Regions from separate parts of the Homo sapiens genome. Here region 1 is linked to region 2. A link is a contact called in ENCODE Hi-C or POLR2A ChIA-PET data. All regions are on one chromosome and are shown on one strand. The core of a region is the stretch at or near the end of the contact, and the rest is flanking DNA. Distances in the headings are between cores, read along the strand shown. Region 1 overlaps BACH2 (BACH transcriptional regulator 2). Region 2 overlaps BACH2 (BACH transcriptional regulator 2).

Region 1 (7,630 bases), core at 972-3,471, 61 kb after region 2:
TTACTGTTTTTGCAGACCTGATTTGCCATGGTCCGTGCCTTTCATTCTACTAGACCACGTAGTTGATTTCCCAGTAGGGAAACGATTCTGCTGTCTTACCCAGTAATTAGTTATCTCATTTCAAAAGAGACAAGTTTATCTGAGAGGACTTTGTCACACGTTAAATGTCTGCTTTAGAAGATAGAGCCCATTTAGTTACTTGCCCATCCATGTGGTAAAAGAAATGCATAATTAGTCACCATGGAAATTAAGTATTTGAAGGGCAGAAGATGGTTAATTCGACCATTTATACTCAGCTATTGAGAGATTATGATGTAGTTTATTAGTGCTAAGAAATCAAATTAAGAGATGATATTTTTCAGCCCCATGAGGGAGTGGCAGTGTTGTTTATTTCTGAAGCATATTTTCATTTGCTGAGAGAGGACTTTGTGGCACTTTCCCTTGAATAGTTTTGTGTAACCTCTTGCTATGTGAGTAAGTGCCCCCCCCCCACCAAAAGAAGACACAGAGGGAGACTGAGTTCTGCCATCTCCATATCGTTACCTCCCTAGAATAGGAGAGGGAAGTAAATTCTGGACTCTGCCCTGTGCTCCTGGGTCTTTTCCCATCCCCCAGCTCAACCACCCGTCTCTCGTTACTTACTACACATCATGAAGCCCCTGCCCAGGCCCCTGATCCTGTTCAACCCTGTCTCAAAGCCACGCTCTTCCTGATGTCCCTTTCCTAGCTTGGCCTCTTTAATTATTTTCTTCCTGTCCCAATCAGTTATGACTGTGTGGCTTCATCTTTCAACCCCGCTCCTGGGTCTACCTGTGCCTTGCCTCCCACACCTGCCTTTCTTCTCGATGAGATAGTGTAAGTGAAATGGCTAGAAGTATGCATTTTGCAAGGAAGGGGAATGGCCATTTGATAGTCACACTACATTGTGCACCAAGGCATTTTAGAGCTTTTGTTTGTGTAAAACTTTATGTGAACAAATGGTCTAATATTTTTAAAATTTAAAAAGATGTTTGTTAATCTTATCTTCTGTTGTATACAACTCATATGGACTGGCTCCTGCCTACCTCTTTAGCTCCGTCTTACTCCAAGCTCACCCTCACTGTCTTCCATCTGGGGACAGTTTTTGAATGTGCCATACCCCATCCTTCTACTTGGCCACTGCTTGTGCTCCCTTTGTCTGAAATGTTTCTCCATGCCCCTTCCCCAGCAGCTCCATATCCCTTCATCAGAGAGGCATCACCTCCCCCTCAGTTAACGCTCTCATGACACCACATACCTTTCCAACATCGCACTTAATACAGTTGCAATTTTATCTTTATTTGTATAATTATTTCATTAATGTCTGCCTTCCTCATTATTGTCTATGTGCAGGCAGTTCCTGGTCTCTGTGTTTCTAGTGATCAGTACAGGAGTGGACATATAGTAGGTGCTCAATGAATACCTTTCAAATGACCATCGTGGATATCTCCAGGGGCTCACTCAATGGCCATTAGCCCCTTTCTAGCTGGTGCAACCCTGATTTGGTTGGAGTATTTCCTCTCCTCTAAGCGGCCATCTGCTCGGGCAGCTGGTCCCAGCCCCAGTTCCTGATCCAGTGGGTGAATTTGTTGTTAGATATACAAGATCTGGTCATCAGCTTGGCTCATGCACAGCGGTATGGGTTTCCCTGGAACCTACAAAATAGGACCGAAAGATGGAAAGAACCCAGGCCCTCGAGGATATCAGTGAGCTGTGGGCTAAACCAGTCCTGGGTTGGCTTTACTTCCAGGCAACTCTGTCGTGTAAAATAATAAATTTACTTACTGTTTAGGTCAATTCAAAGTTTTTTGCTTCTGAAAATAATCTGATGCAGAATATCATGAGTGAATGAATAAATTAACAACCCAATCTCACTTCTTCACAAATTTTTGTGCCCTTAGAGTTCCTTTGTAATTGTTTTCTCTTTTCTCATTTCTGTGAAGTGTTGGTCTACCAAGTGAATATGTTGATTGGCATTGAGCCCAATGCTAAATCCCAAATAACTCATATGTTTCGAAAAGTGTTTCCTTCCACTAAATGCCCCACACCTGGAATGTGAGCTCGTATTCTTCTTCACCTCTTGCCCTTTGGCTCTGCACTTTGTTCATACCTTTTTGGGGCAAGCTCTTCTCTAAGGAGGTTGAGAGTCAGGTTAAGTCATACCCAGCAATTTCCTGTTTGTGAGCCTTGAAGCTCTTGAAGAGTGCGGCAGGTTTGACAGAATCTGTAGGTGTTGTCAGACGTGAGCTGATTCATCCCCTTTGGTAGTTAATTCTCCAAAGGTCTCATCTCCCCAGCTACCATCCCTTCTTCTCTCTGGATGCTGCACAGTTCTTCTTTGTGTGAGGATGAGATTTTCAGGGCCGCCTGGGTCATGTATTCCATGTCTTTTTTGGGTTTTGGTGCATGTATTTTAGACCCTACTTTTCTCCATTTTTATGCAAGAGTTACTCCGTGTTGTTTCATAGCATTTTTGTTGTTGTTGTTCCTGCAGGGCTTTGAATGGTCCCTGTGAAATCTGCTGCCTTTCTTTTTCATAGTCCTCCACCTCAGCTCAATATAACACAACTTAGCCTAAGAAATGCAAGGCCCTAAGTAAAGACCACCTGAAATGCCTACTTGTTTGGTAGTAGAAACTTTGGTGTTCTCTCATTATTTTCTTTATTTCCCAGCATATTGGCAATGAAAACTAGACAATCACCCATTTTTGTACAATGCTCCCCTGAAGTAAACCATGAGAGTGGGGCAGCTAAGTAACCCATCTTTGAGAATGTTATTTTTGGCCATGCCATGTAGAAAAAGGACTGAATTTGTAACCCAAAAACTTGCATTCTTAAACCAAAATAGGAACAGTCCCACTTTGGCCAACCACCCTGGGCAAGTAGCACACTCTCCAAGATTCAGAATATAATTCTTACTGCCTACAGGGGTTGTTATGAAAGTAGAGTAAGATGCAGTGGAAGTGTTGCTTATGCCTGGGAAGTGCTATACAAAAGTATTAAAATTGTAAGGCTATAAAGAAAAACTCTTGTGAAGCGTTTTTTTTACACCACTCGATACCTACCTCAGTTTCCCTCCCCACCTTCAGATATGCAAGGCTGGTCAGGAGGTTGGGCCCCATGCACATTGGGATTAGGTCCCCTGGAACTTTTCAGGTGAGTCACTGCTTCATCAGATAGCGGAACTCCCTCACTAACCTTGGAATTCCAATCTTTTTTAAAACTTTGGTGATTTCCATTGGGGAAAAAAAATCTCTTGTAGTTAGTGATGAGGCCACCTCAATTGTCATCTGAGAATAGGACTTTATGCAATATTGACAACCCATCCATGACTTTTTTTAGTCGGCCAGCATTTTTGCACACCTGCTTGTGCCAGGCATTGTTCTCAATGCATGGGATGTGTCTGTGAACAAAACAGACACAAATTGCTGCCCTCTTAGAGCTTCTATTCTATTGGAGGAAAACAGAAAATAAGCAATAAACAAGCAAATTATAGTAAGTTAGAAGGTGGTAATTGCTAGGAAAAAAATTTAAAAACAGAGCAGGAAAGAGGAGGGCCAATTTGGGGATAGGAAGAGGCTGCAGTTTTAAATTAGGTGCTTGTTGTAGGCCTCCTATATTTCTAGTCTTTTGTTATTGTTGTTGTTTTTACAGAATGTTGTGATGATTTACTATTGCAAATGAATCATCTCTGTATAAATTAAATATTGCATGAAATGAAAGGAGTTCAGCTAAAGGCGAAACCTGATTGCTAAATGCTTGCAAAAGGATGGGAAGTTGCTCTAGCCCTTGCATGGCATTCTCAGGTTATCTATTCTTAGTTTAGTTTCCTTTTCCAAAAATGATGTTTATTATATAGTCTTCGAATGGAACATATCGCTGACACCTACTGCCATGTGTTTATAGTTAAACATAACTAGCCTCCCTTCTTACAAGACCAAGAGGTTCATCCAGAATGTTTCCCTTTAGAAGTCCTAAGAAGGCTCTCCTGGTTGGCTTTCCAGCCCATAACAGTGATAGATTTTGCAGCCTTCTTAGTCTAGCCATGTGGAGAAACCTGATGTTTTGGGTAATTCACCCCTTTAAACATGTGCTTTGTGTTTTGGTGGTGGTTGTTTGGGGCTGCGGTGTCTTAGGCATGGAGCTTATTATATCCATATAAATTACAGATCGCAGACACTCCGCCTCAAATAGCATTGGATTTATGATCCCTAGCTCTCCCTTTGCAGTGCCCCTTCTCCTCATGTCTGCTGTGCAACCTGACTTATGGTTGAGCCTGCTTCAAGTTCTTCCTGCCAGTTTGTCCCCTTTTCCGCAGTCTGCCTTGGTAGCTGACTGGGAGGGGCCAGCATGTGGGTTATCCCATTGTCTGTGGCTGTACACAAGAGGCTCTCAGTGGGTCTCTTTCTACGGACAGGACCCTGCCAAAGTAACACTTGTGCTTCCTGTCCAGTACTGACTAACGCAGTGCTATTCAAAAGGCAGGCTAGAACTAGGGCCATCAGAATGAACACGTTTTGAGCATTGGCAGATATACTTCCTCCCTTCCTGGCCTGTTGTTCCCCATCACTCACCAGATTCAGAAGGTGCAGTGCTCCTTGGGAGCAAGGCTGGGGCGCTTAGAGAGAGGGTCCCTTAAAGAGGAAGGGGGCTACCCTGGCTCATTATGAACTTTTTGGGTTCTGAACCTACCACTCATTATTCTGAATTGTGCAGCACATGTCTGTCACCTCCTAGTATAGAGTGGCCTTGAGAAAGTCACCTACTCCTTCTAGGTCTCAGTTTCTCATCTATAAAAGGAGTAGATTACTCTTCAAATGACCTTCAAAATTGCTTCCACTTCTAATTTTGTTTTAAGACACTATTGACTACACTTCTCCTAAAAATTGATCTTTTTGACGTGATTGGGCTCTTGAGACTTTTTTACCCTTTGTCCTGATCTGATTCTCTCCATGAATCAATTTTGTTCATCTCATCTGTCACTCTTCCTCTGTATGCTTTGTAACCTGCATTTCCTCTACTTCTGGCACTTTTTTGCCAATGGAACCTGCAATTCTACTCTGCAAATAGCTAGGGTTGTTTCCTCCCTCACTCCCAGCCAAAATACAGCTTTTATAGTAGTATCTCTGAGTAGGGAGTTGGGCTATTGAGAAAAACATGCTATAGCCCAAAGTCCCTATTTTAAAAGAGATAGAGATTGGAATGATATGTTCTTTTTAGGGTGTGGATGTTTTAGGCTCCAATGACCATAATCAAAATAGATCTATAACCAAGCCGTAAAAGGGTAATATATGTGAATTTTCTCATAATATGAATCCTAACACAAAAGCAGTTACAATACTTTAAGCGTAAATTACATAGTCTGCACCATGATTTTTTCAAAATTTGTCTTACGAACCTCAAGGAGGAAAATGTACCCCACTGGTTAGGAAAGAATTATTTTCTCTAGGTTCCATAACATAGAAGGAGTGTTTTATTTCCTCACTGCCTTGTGCCTGGGAATACTGAAATGATAGATTCAGCCATGTTTTAATAAAATTCCTCTGTAAGAATATTAGCATGGAGAGAGATTGGTATAAATACATGAATGTGCCTGGATTTTGAAGGTAAATCCTATAGCTATCAGATTGCTATTCACTTAATTGCCACAATCTAAAATTTATCTGTTAGTGTTTCTTTTCTAATTGTTACTAGTGTGATAAAAAGAAAAACTCTTATTTATATATAGATTATTTGTTTCAGGACATTAACTGAGAATATAGTATTGAAATGACTTGAAATTGAAGGAATCAGATTTTCTACTGCTTATTTATTCAGAATATAACTTACCCAACAAGGTCTGATTTAATTTATTTTGAGGAGTAGTATTTAGAAGCAGGATTACTCTTATTTAGGAAAAGAATCTGGATCTTAGATATACAGTGACTTGCCCAGAGTCACCTAGTAAATGAAAGAACTATAAGTCACCACTTGGGCGTGTGATTCATGATCTTGACTATGAATTGATACCAGTACTTTACATGAAATGGCCATACTCTGAAAATTATATTTTTAGATATAACCTTAATAAATATACTTGCCTTTCACAGAATATTAGAACCAATTCCTCCTTATCTTCATGGAGGAGCATACTTAATGATATATGTACTGATGAGATTTCGTCTTATTTTTAAAAACTTCCAAGAAAGAATGTTTCATAGCTCCCTTCATTCATCTACTCTGGTGCTTAATTAGATTTGATACGAGAACGCTTTCTTTCTTATCTAACTTGAATCCCTCATGCTGTAGCTTAAGTCTGTTTTCTCTCACTCTGCCTAGGATGCCAAAAGCAGCTAATCACCATTATCCATAGTAATATTCACAAAGTCCTCCTTATGTTTGAAATGTTAGCGCTATAACTGACAGTAAACATAACCCCCAAGTATCAGCAAATTATAAACTAGAGAAGAGGGACTAGCTTGTAGTAAATATAGATGACATATTAGTATTTAGTTGTGATGAATGAATAACACTAAATAACGTGACTTAAGCATTAAGCAGACTAAATGAAAGGCATTCTTCTGTTAACTCATTCACTTAAATATTTATTAGGCACCTACTTTGTGATGCTATGCTACATTCAAGACTTTCAATGAAAATGATTTTTAAAAAGTAAAACTTATTAAGTATATTTCTCAGAAATGTGAATGTACAATAGCCTAATATTAACAAGATAACCCTGTGCCTTATCTAATCATCCTGTGGAATTTACCCATATTTTGGAGGTGGGGCTGAAAAATAGTCTGATTATTAGAACATTTGTGTTTATATTTACAGCTGCCCTATTACTAAAATATGCAGTTGGCATCAAAATTTTACCATACACAGTCACTGAGCCCTTCACCTGGAAGCCTCTTTATTTCAGCATTACTGCTGAAGAGTTACCTGTGTCTTTCTGTGTGCATTTGAACATGTGTGAGCATGCAGCCAGTGTAGCACTACAAGATGCTTATCGCTAGAAATAAATTATAGAGTCGTGCAGCATGAAAATTATATGCCCGGGAATGCAGAACACAGGGTTACCTTCTGCCTCCTTTCTTTGTCATGGACAGCAGAGGCAGAAAGGAGAAAGAGATTTATTCTAAAGCCATTTGAAGCTGACCAAGCAATTTATAACAGATGAAATGCTGATTTATTGCTGCAGAGAAAATAATGGGTGTTCTTGCTAAAATGCCATTAATAGCTTTATTGTTTAAAGTGCAAATTATATTCAGCAATTTGTTAGTCCTCTTTTGAGGCAAAGTTGAAGTAATTCAATGTAGGCTTTTAGCAGAAAAAAGGACAAAGTAATTAACAAATCGTAAAAGAATTCATTCACCAAGATTGGCTGATAGTTGAATTCTCTGTCTGAACTATAAAGACATAGGGAAAATTTGCACTTAAGAAATACAAGATGACTCAAGTATTTGTTTAAAACTGAAAAGCCATAAGGAAGTTGGAGTTGGGACACTACAGATTTAGGAGTATGCCTTCTGTTGGTGTCCACTGTGTCTGCAAGATGTGGTAGTCAACCAGAGAAAAACTGAAAATCACATAGTTCCTACCCTTACAGATCTTACTGTCTTATGGCAGGA
Region 2 (6,944 bases), core at 3,773-6,272:
AACATGTGGTGGGTACTCAGCACATGTTTATTAAGTGTTGGAAGTAAATGCTCGGTGCCACCAAGTGAAAATAGCACCCAGGCAAAAGTTTTCTCAGCAAGGCAATTTGCTTCTATAGAAGGGTGCGTCTCATGGATGGAGCAATGGCGAGAGCACACTGGACAAGGAAGGGGAAGTGGGTCTTATCCTTAACGCAGCTAGTCCCTACTGCTGTGTCTTTCCCCTATTGGCTAGGGTTGGACCACACAGTCTAAGCTAATTCCGATTGGCTGTTTTAAAGAGAGCAGGGGTGCGCGCCAGAGTGGCGGGTTGAGTAGTTTCGGCAGGAAGGACTGTTTGAGAGCAGGTGACAGAGGATGACTAAGGACAGTGCAGGTGACTAAGGATGACTAAGGACAGAGCAGTTGACTAAGGACAGAGCAGGTGACTAAGGATGACTAAGAGCAGATGATAGAGGCTAAGAGGGGGTTGTTTACTGAAACTAGGGGCAAGGAGACATAAAGAACGAGGAAGTTTTAAACTTTAAAATGGAGAACAAAGAACAGGAGAGCTGAACATGCTGAACGTACCATATTGGTTCTTTGAAGAGGAATTTACTATATCCTACATAAGTGACACTGCATTCTACTGCAGAAGGAAGCAAGCTCAAAAGGAACAATGAAACTTCATATTAAATACACAATCAGTGAGCTTTCATTCTAAGCACAAATTTCAGCATGAAAAAAATGTAATGGTTCTGTGAGTCCTTCACTTGATCCCTCACATACAGTCTTCTAAAGTTTTCTGAATTCCTTTTACAAGTATCTTCTGACTCTGACTCTTCCATGCCATCCTACTTGCTCTGAGCCTTGTTCTTCTCTGTGTCCCTTGCATGGACTGTGGAAGCCACCTCAGAAGCCTTCTCCCAGACCCAATGTTTCTGCTTCTTCACATTGTTGCCATTGTCTCATGAAATAAAACCAAGCATATCCTTTGGTCTGCACTGCCTGCAAAATAAGGGCTAAACCTGTGCTTTCCAAATATAATAGTCACTAGCCACAGGTGGCTGTTGAGCTCTTAAAATGTGGCTTGTCCAAATTGAGATGTGCCGTAAGTGTAGAATCCACACCCTGTTTCAAAGACTCAGTATGAACAAAATTTGTAAAATAGCACATTAATACTTTTTATATTGATAGCATGTTAAAATAATACTTTTTTCTATAATATTAAGTAAATTTCTCTCTTTTTATTTGTTTAATGTGGTTATTAAAAAGTTTTAAATTACAGGTTTAGTTCACCTTGTGTTTCTGTTGGCCAGCACTGGTCTAAGCTATATCATGACATTTAGAGTTTCTTATAACCTGGACTCAGTTACCTCTTTGGCCTCATCTCCCAGCCCTTCCTGTCCCTTGCAGAATTTCTCATAACCCCCAGACTCACCAACCCTGTTTATACTTACGGGTTTTAATTTTTTTCACATTCAGTTTCTTCTTTCTGAAATGTCCCTCCTTTTTTAGGTGTCAAAAATCCTGCTCACACTTTTAGGACCTGACTTAATTGTCCCTTGCTGGTGATGTCACGCCCTATTTCCTCAAGCAGAATTAGCCACTCCTTCCCATATAGTGTCTCTCAGCACCTCCATTATTGCATTTGTCTTGCTGTTCTGCCATTAGGTGTCGTCTTAAGTAGACTCCTCAAGGGAAAGGCTGCAACTTATTTCTCTGATGACCACAGGGCAGTACCTCGTGTGTAGTAAGCACTTAATGGATGTTTATTACATTAACTTATGAACTAATTTTCATCCTGCTATACACACTGCTATTTTTATATACATCAGACCTTGATCATCTTAACCATTGGCCATGGAAAAAATTAGATGCTGAGGTGTATAGGACTGGACCTTTCAGCCTTAACCTCAATTTCAGGTTTTGTGTTCAATAAAATGGCCTCCTTTTTCTCACTGGGTGGCTTATGATTAAAAAATTATAACTTTGAACTTAAAAAATCCATGAATATTGTACAGACTAAAAGTATAAAAGGACAGTATAAATTACTGCTTTTTACCTATCTTGCTTATAGGGATTTCATATAAGATTTTGTTTGATTGAAGATTTCACTTCAGAACAAGTTTGGAAAGCTACTGTTCTATTCCTAAATTTCATTTACATTTCTATACCAAAGGTTTCATTTTTATTTTGATGAGATGGTTTCTACTATCATGTTAGTTCACATAAGGCAACACTTCTCAACTTTAGTTGCACAAAATTGGGAAGCTTTTCAAAAATACCTCCCCACTCAGGGATCCTTGTATAATTGAGCTGGAGGAAAGGGGCCCAGGCACCAGTATTTATGAAAAGCACAAATACCTGTAATAAAATGATTCTGCAGTGCTTAGAAAACCAGGTAGTTAACTATGAAAATACTGAAGTTTTAAATTGCTAATTTTTCTTTCTTTTTATTAACTATGCTGTTATTGTTTTTCTTGGCAGTCAAGCTAATGCAATTTAAAGTTTGTATTATGGTTTTGAGACCTCAAACAGCATTTAATAGACGCCATCATCTGTGGACAATTTTCCTAAGGCTTCTGAAATTAAAAATTTCCTTTTCTGTCACTCTCTAAAAACCTACATGCAGCAGAATTTTAATGTCCCTTATTGATAGAAATAGCTAACACAACACCTATTTCAGATCATGGAAATGAGGACTGACAAGGGCTGTGGGTTTAAGAAGTTTACATAGGTAGTGGCCTTCCTGGCACCCTTGTTAGCCTGAATAAACAGTCCTCCCCTGACAAATCCTCTGTAGCTCTGCCACATTGATAAAATCTGACATTCTGGTTAGTCACTTTTTAATGATATTCTTTCTTTTGTTCTTGATATGTTAGAAACCAGCCCTTATTTTTTTCAGTGTGTGGGAAAGAATTAACTTTAATTTCCTAATTCGGTAAAATGGGCTGCTAATGCAGACCTTATTCTTAGGGGGACAGGAAGAAAAGTGACCTAATTTCTATATATCAAATACATCTTCCTTCATACATTTAAAAATGTATAGAGTTATAAAGGACCTTAAATCCTGTAGCGGAGAAACTCTGGGGTAAATACTTTGGAAACATTGTGAAAAAATTCTATAAATTCTGATAGTAGGTTCCATTTCATTGCTGTGTACTATTAAAAAGTGCAGATGTAAATAAGCATAAGTTTTGCAGGTTGTCAATTTGTTACAAGCGGCTGCATGTTCTTATTCTTCTGAAGTGTCATCTCTTTCAATGTGGGCTGTTTAGGCGGAAAAAAAAAAACTCAGAAAAATACACACTTGGGATCAAACCCTTAGTGCAGAAAAAAGAATCAAAACCTGTAGTTAAGTTGGTTATTTGCAGTGGTGGTATGTCATCCTGTGTGAGACTGACGTCAGGCAGATTGAATGCAGAGGCAAACTTCGGGAGCGTGTGTGTGTGTGTGTGTGTGTGTGTGTGTATGTGTTTTAAAGCCCCACTCCCAGAATATGAAGTGAGTATGAAGGGCACCACAGCAACCCCTGGATCTCTCAAGAATGTACCTGTTTTTAACATGCTGGATCAAGTGTCAGCACTCAGTAGATGAGGAAGGGGTAGAGCCCGACTTGTACAGATTCCGCGGATGGTAAATGGCCCTCTGGCGTGTTTACAATACAGCTGTGCATTCTTAATGGCTCTGCCGCTGCCATGTCAGGTAAAGTTTTCTTTGTACGTGATGAATGGCAGAGAATTCTTTAGCAGAAGGAACCAAAGGAGCTGGGAGGAGGAAAGGGGAAGAGAAGAGCGGAAAAGAGAGAGAAAAAGAAACACACAGCTCCAGAGGGACATAGCCTGTGCTTTGCAGTTGCTTGTGTGGATAGAAACCAGATGGTAAGCTGGAACACCCGCTTGGCTATCTGAGGAGCCAAACATATGGTTAATGGTCGGGAGAAATAGCTTTCAGAGCCAGGGCTTTGCTGACTGCCTCATATTACAGATTGTTACAGTGTGTCATTACATTGCCAACCTAAGTGCTTAATACCCACTGCAGGCGCTGGGCATACACTTACAAGAAAGACTTTTAGCTCTTTGCTGGCTCTAAACAGAGAAGTGACATCATAGGGAGGCTGAAAATGTCTGGTGTTGGAGGTGGGGAGAAGGATAATTTTGTAGTGGAAACAACAATTTTTTTTCTTTTTTTTACAAGCCTTCACTCCACTGAAGTCTACTGTTTTCTGAGAACCTTTTAATACTAGACTGGTTCTCTCACTCTCTCAATCTCTCTTGCGTGCACTCTCACTCTCTGTGTCACACACACACACACACACACACACACACACACACACGGAAAGGAAACCGAAATTCACAGCCCAGGCCATGTCCCCCAACTCCAGTGGATTTGACAGGCCTCGTTCACCTGGAAGCCACATCACTGACTCAGAGGCCCTGCATTTGAAGTTTCTGTTTGGGGAGCTTTGGGCAACAGCAGGCCTGTGTTATCTAAGGAACTGCTGAGCCCATTCATCTGCTTTTCACGGCCCGTTTCCTTTTATTTTTAGCCAAATCCGTCAGGCCTGACAGGCGGGTAATTCGAGCCAGAGAAAGGGCAGAGCTCCAGGTCCTTTCCACAAAGCAATTCTTCTCCTCCCTCCTGGGAGGGCTCCAGACTTGGCCTGCTTCAGGCAGATGGATTTGTTGAGTCATGTGAGATCATTTACACAAAAACACAGTGAGGCAGTGGAAATTAAAAAAAAAAAAAAGAAAGAAAAGAAAAAGAGGAGGGTGGGGGAAGAGGAAAGAGGGGAAGCCAGGGGAATGTGCGCTGCCCTGCTGCTGAGGAGCATAGGAATTTTGCAGTGAGGCAGCTAGACTGAGGAATGCCTAGAGTCATTTGTGTATAAGGTAATGTCTAGTTTACAGAGTGGGGCGGGCCAGGCGAGGACGGCGCCTCCAGCAGCTTGCCTCTGTTTAAAAGAAGAAGGTGTTGGGAAACTTTAAAAAAATTTTTAGAGCAACACCCACCAAACAAAGACCACACTGTTGACAGCGTTGGGTTCCAGTAGCGGTAAACTACCAAGGGGCTGGTTTACAGAAAATGAGTTTGCTCTGTGATGTCATACAAGTTTGCTTTGTCCTGACGCCAACATGACACTGAGGCAGCAGAGGAGGGAGAACAGGAAAATTGGAACCGTACTCTTAGTTAATGGTTTCCAGAGATTATTTAGCAGGACTTGAACAGAGGGAGGAAAATATTGTGAAGGATTGCTGCGAGGTGTACCATAATTGCGGTAGGTAAAACAAAGTCATTACTATGGTTTTCTTGCTCAAGAAGGATTGAGCAATGACTTCAAAATGCCAAGTAAGGTATTATTTTTCCCTACCACAGTATTTATTTTCCTTTAGCTTCTGGGGCATTAAAAAAAAAGACCAACTCTCACATCATGGCAAACAGTATTAATGTTAGTGAATCAATTTTGTTTACTGTTTATACCACAAGCCTTTAAAACATTCCATTAAAAAATTGTCTCCCGCTCATTCATGAAATTCTTTTTTTCCTTCAAATTTGCTTACATGCATTAGCTTTGTTTGGATAGGGACTTTTTCCCTTTTTGGCTGGAGTAAAAGAATGCATAAAAGAATAGTGAGTAGATTATCTAAATGTACATTCTTACAACAAATGTAATGAAAATATGCCGCGTGGATGAGAGGGAATATTTGAAAACAGAAAGAAAAACAGAAATGGGGAGCATTTCAAAATAGTCACCCTGATTATCTTTGTTATGATGCATTTCTTCAATTCTGCATTTATTTAGAACCCTATTGTGCAGCTATTTCTTTTAGCCACCCTAGATAGAATGTAGGTCAACATCAACATTGTTCCTCATATTTTGTTGGTATTTTAAAAGTTGAAACATTTTGCAGTTTTTTCCAGAGCTAGATATTCTTAGGTTATTTAGACGGTTTTAGTGACCATAGAACTTCACGTATAAACTCCTTCTGTTAATAGCTACCACTGAATTTTGATAGTAGACACTCAGATCACACCTTGACCTGGAGTAAACAAGGCACTGATGATATTGATGATAACATAGTCCAACACTGAAGCTGTTCCACTTCTTCCAGGCAACTCTGATGGTCTTACTCTGTGTAAGTTACAGCTTTTACTTCGCTCAAGGAGAGAACTGGTAAATTTTTATGGTTGTTAATTGTTTACATTTTGGGGACCCCAAGTTGCATGGTGCCACATTATTATAATGTGATTATGAGTTGGCATGATTTTAAGTCTACCCATATCCTTGAATGTTCCCTCCCCGTCAGGATTTCCCAATCTCAGCACTATTGACATTTTGGACCAGTAATACTTTATTATGGGGTGTGTCCTGTACGTGGTAGGATCTTCAGTAGCATCATTGGTCTCACCCACTAGATGCCAGTAGCACCCTCCCCCGGGTCATGACAACCAAAAATGTCTACAGCATTGCCAGATGTCCCCTGGGAGACAAAACCACTCTGGTTCAGAACTTCTGCTCCACATTTCTTACTCTGGTTTAGAAGCTCACGCTTTACGTCATGAGCTGGCTGCTCAGTTACTTCTAAGATTGAATTAAAGGATATGAAATAATGTTTTAAGTTGGAATTCCAAGTTAAGTAAAGTTTTTGAAGGTGCAGGCAAGAGTACTTTTGAGTATGGTTATGCAGAACAACCTCTCTCTTGGAATTGCGACCTTAGCAGGTGGATCCCCTCAGGACTCCCTTACAGTGAGTTTCCCAGTGCTGTTTAAGAGGAAATGACCCCACCGTCTGAGCCGAGGGAAGTCGACATTAGCAGAAAGGGAACTTCCCCTCAGTCACCTGAGCAGACAGCCTAGGCCCCAGGCTCGCTGCCTGTATATCCAGCCCCAGAAAGAGGGCAAGGCAGCAGCCACAGTTCTTTCTTGGGAGCACAGCTGACCTCCTCCCCATTCCAGCGGCT

What was found. Hi-C counts contacts between places; a loop is a spot of excess contacts on that map. ChIA-PET counts read pairs that join two places held with the same protein, here RNA polymerase II (POLR2A). Pooled maps may share reads with other maps.
Region 1: a loop to region 2 is called in a map of dorsolateral prefrontal cortex, with 2.8 times the contacts of the local background. The contact joins two enhancer-like sites. A Hi-C loop is called at or near these places in 2 of 168 maps with a recorded cell type or tissue (dorsolateral prefrontal cortex and posterior cingulate gyrus) and 11 of 50 pooled maps. POLR2A ChIA-PET finds 5 or more read pairs at or near these places in 12 of 52 experiments (AG04449, CD4-positive, alpha-beta T cell, CD4-positive, alpha-beta memory T cell and 8 more).

Annotation. Positions count from the first base shown.
Region 1 is chr6:90,151,627-90,159,256 of GRCh38, reverse strand. All of the region lies in intron 4 of BACH2 (BACH transcriptional regulator 2), which reads left to right. Among named protein-coding and RNA genes, the nearest start is that of BACH2, 140 kb to the left of the region's middle. RefSeq lists enhancers at 1,444-2,643, 2,677-2,821 and a cis regulatory region at 2,749. Within about 2 kb of position 2,221, at least 2 of the 41 ENCODE cell types and tissues checked have a DNase peak (open chromatin) inside an H3K27ac peak, as active enhancers do; they include CD4-positive, alpha-beta T cell, where a contact is called at or near this core.
Region 2 is chr6:90,216,294-90,223,237 of GRCh38, reverse strand. All of the region lies in intron 3 of BACH2 (BACH transcriptional regulator 2), which reads left to right. Among named protein-coding and RNA genes, the nearest start is that of BACH2, 77 kb to the left of the region's middle. RefSeq lists enhancers at 1-1,172, 4,871-5,529. Within about 2 kb of position 5,022, at least 38 of the 41 ENCODE cell types and tissues checked have a DNase peak (open chromatin) inside an H3K27ac peak, as active enhancers do; they include CD4-positive, alpha-beta T cell, where a contact is called at or near this core.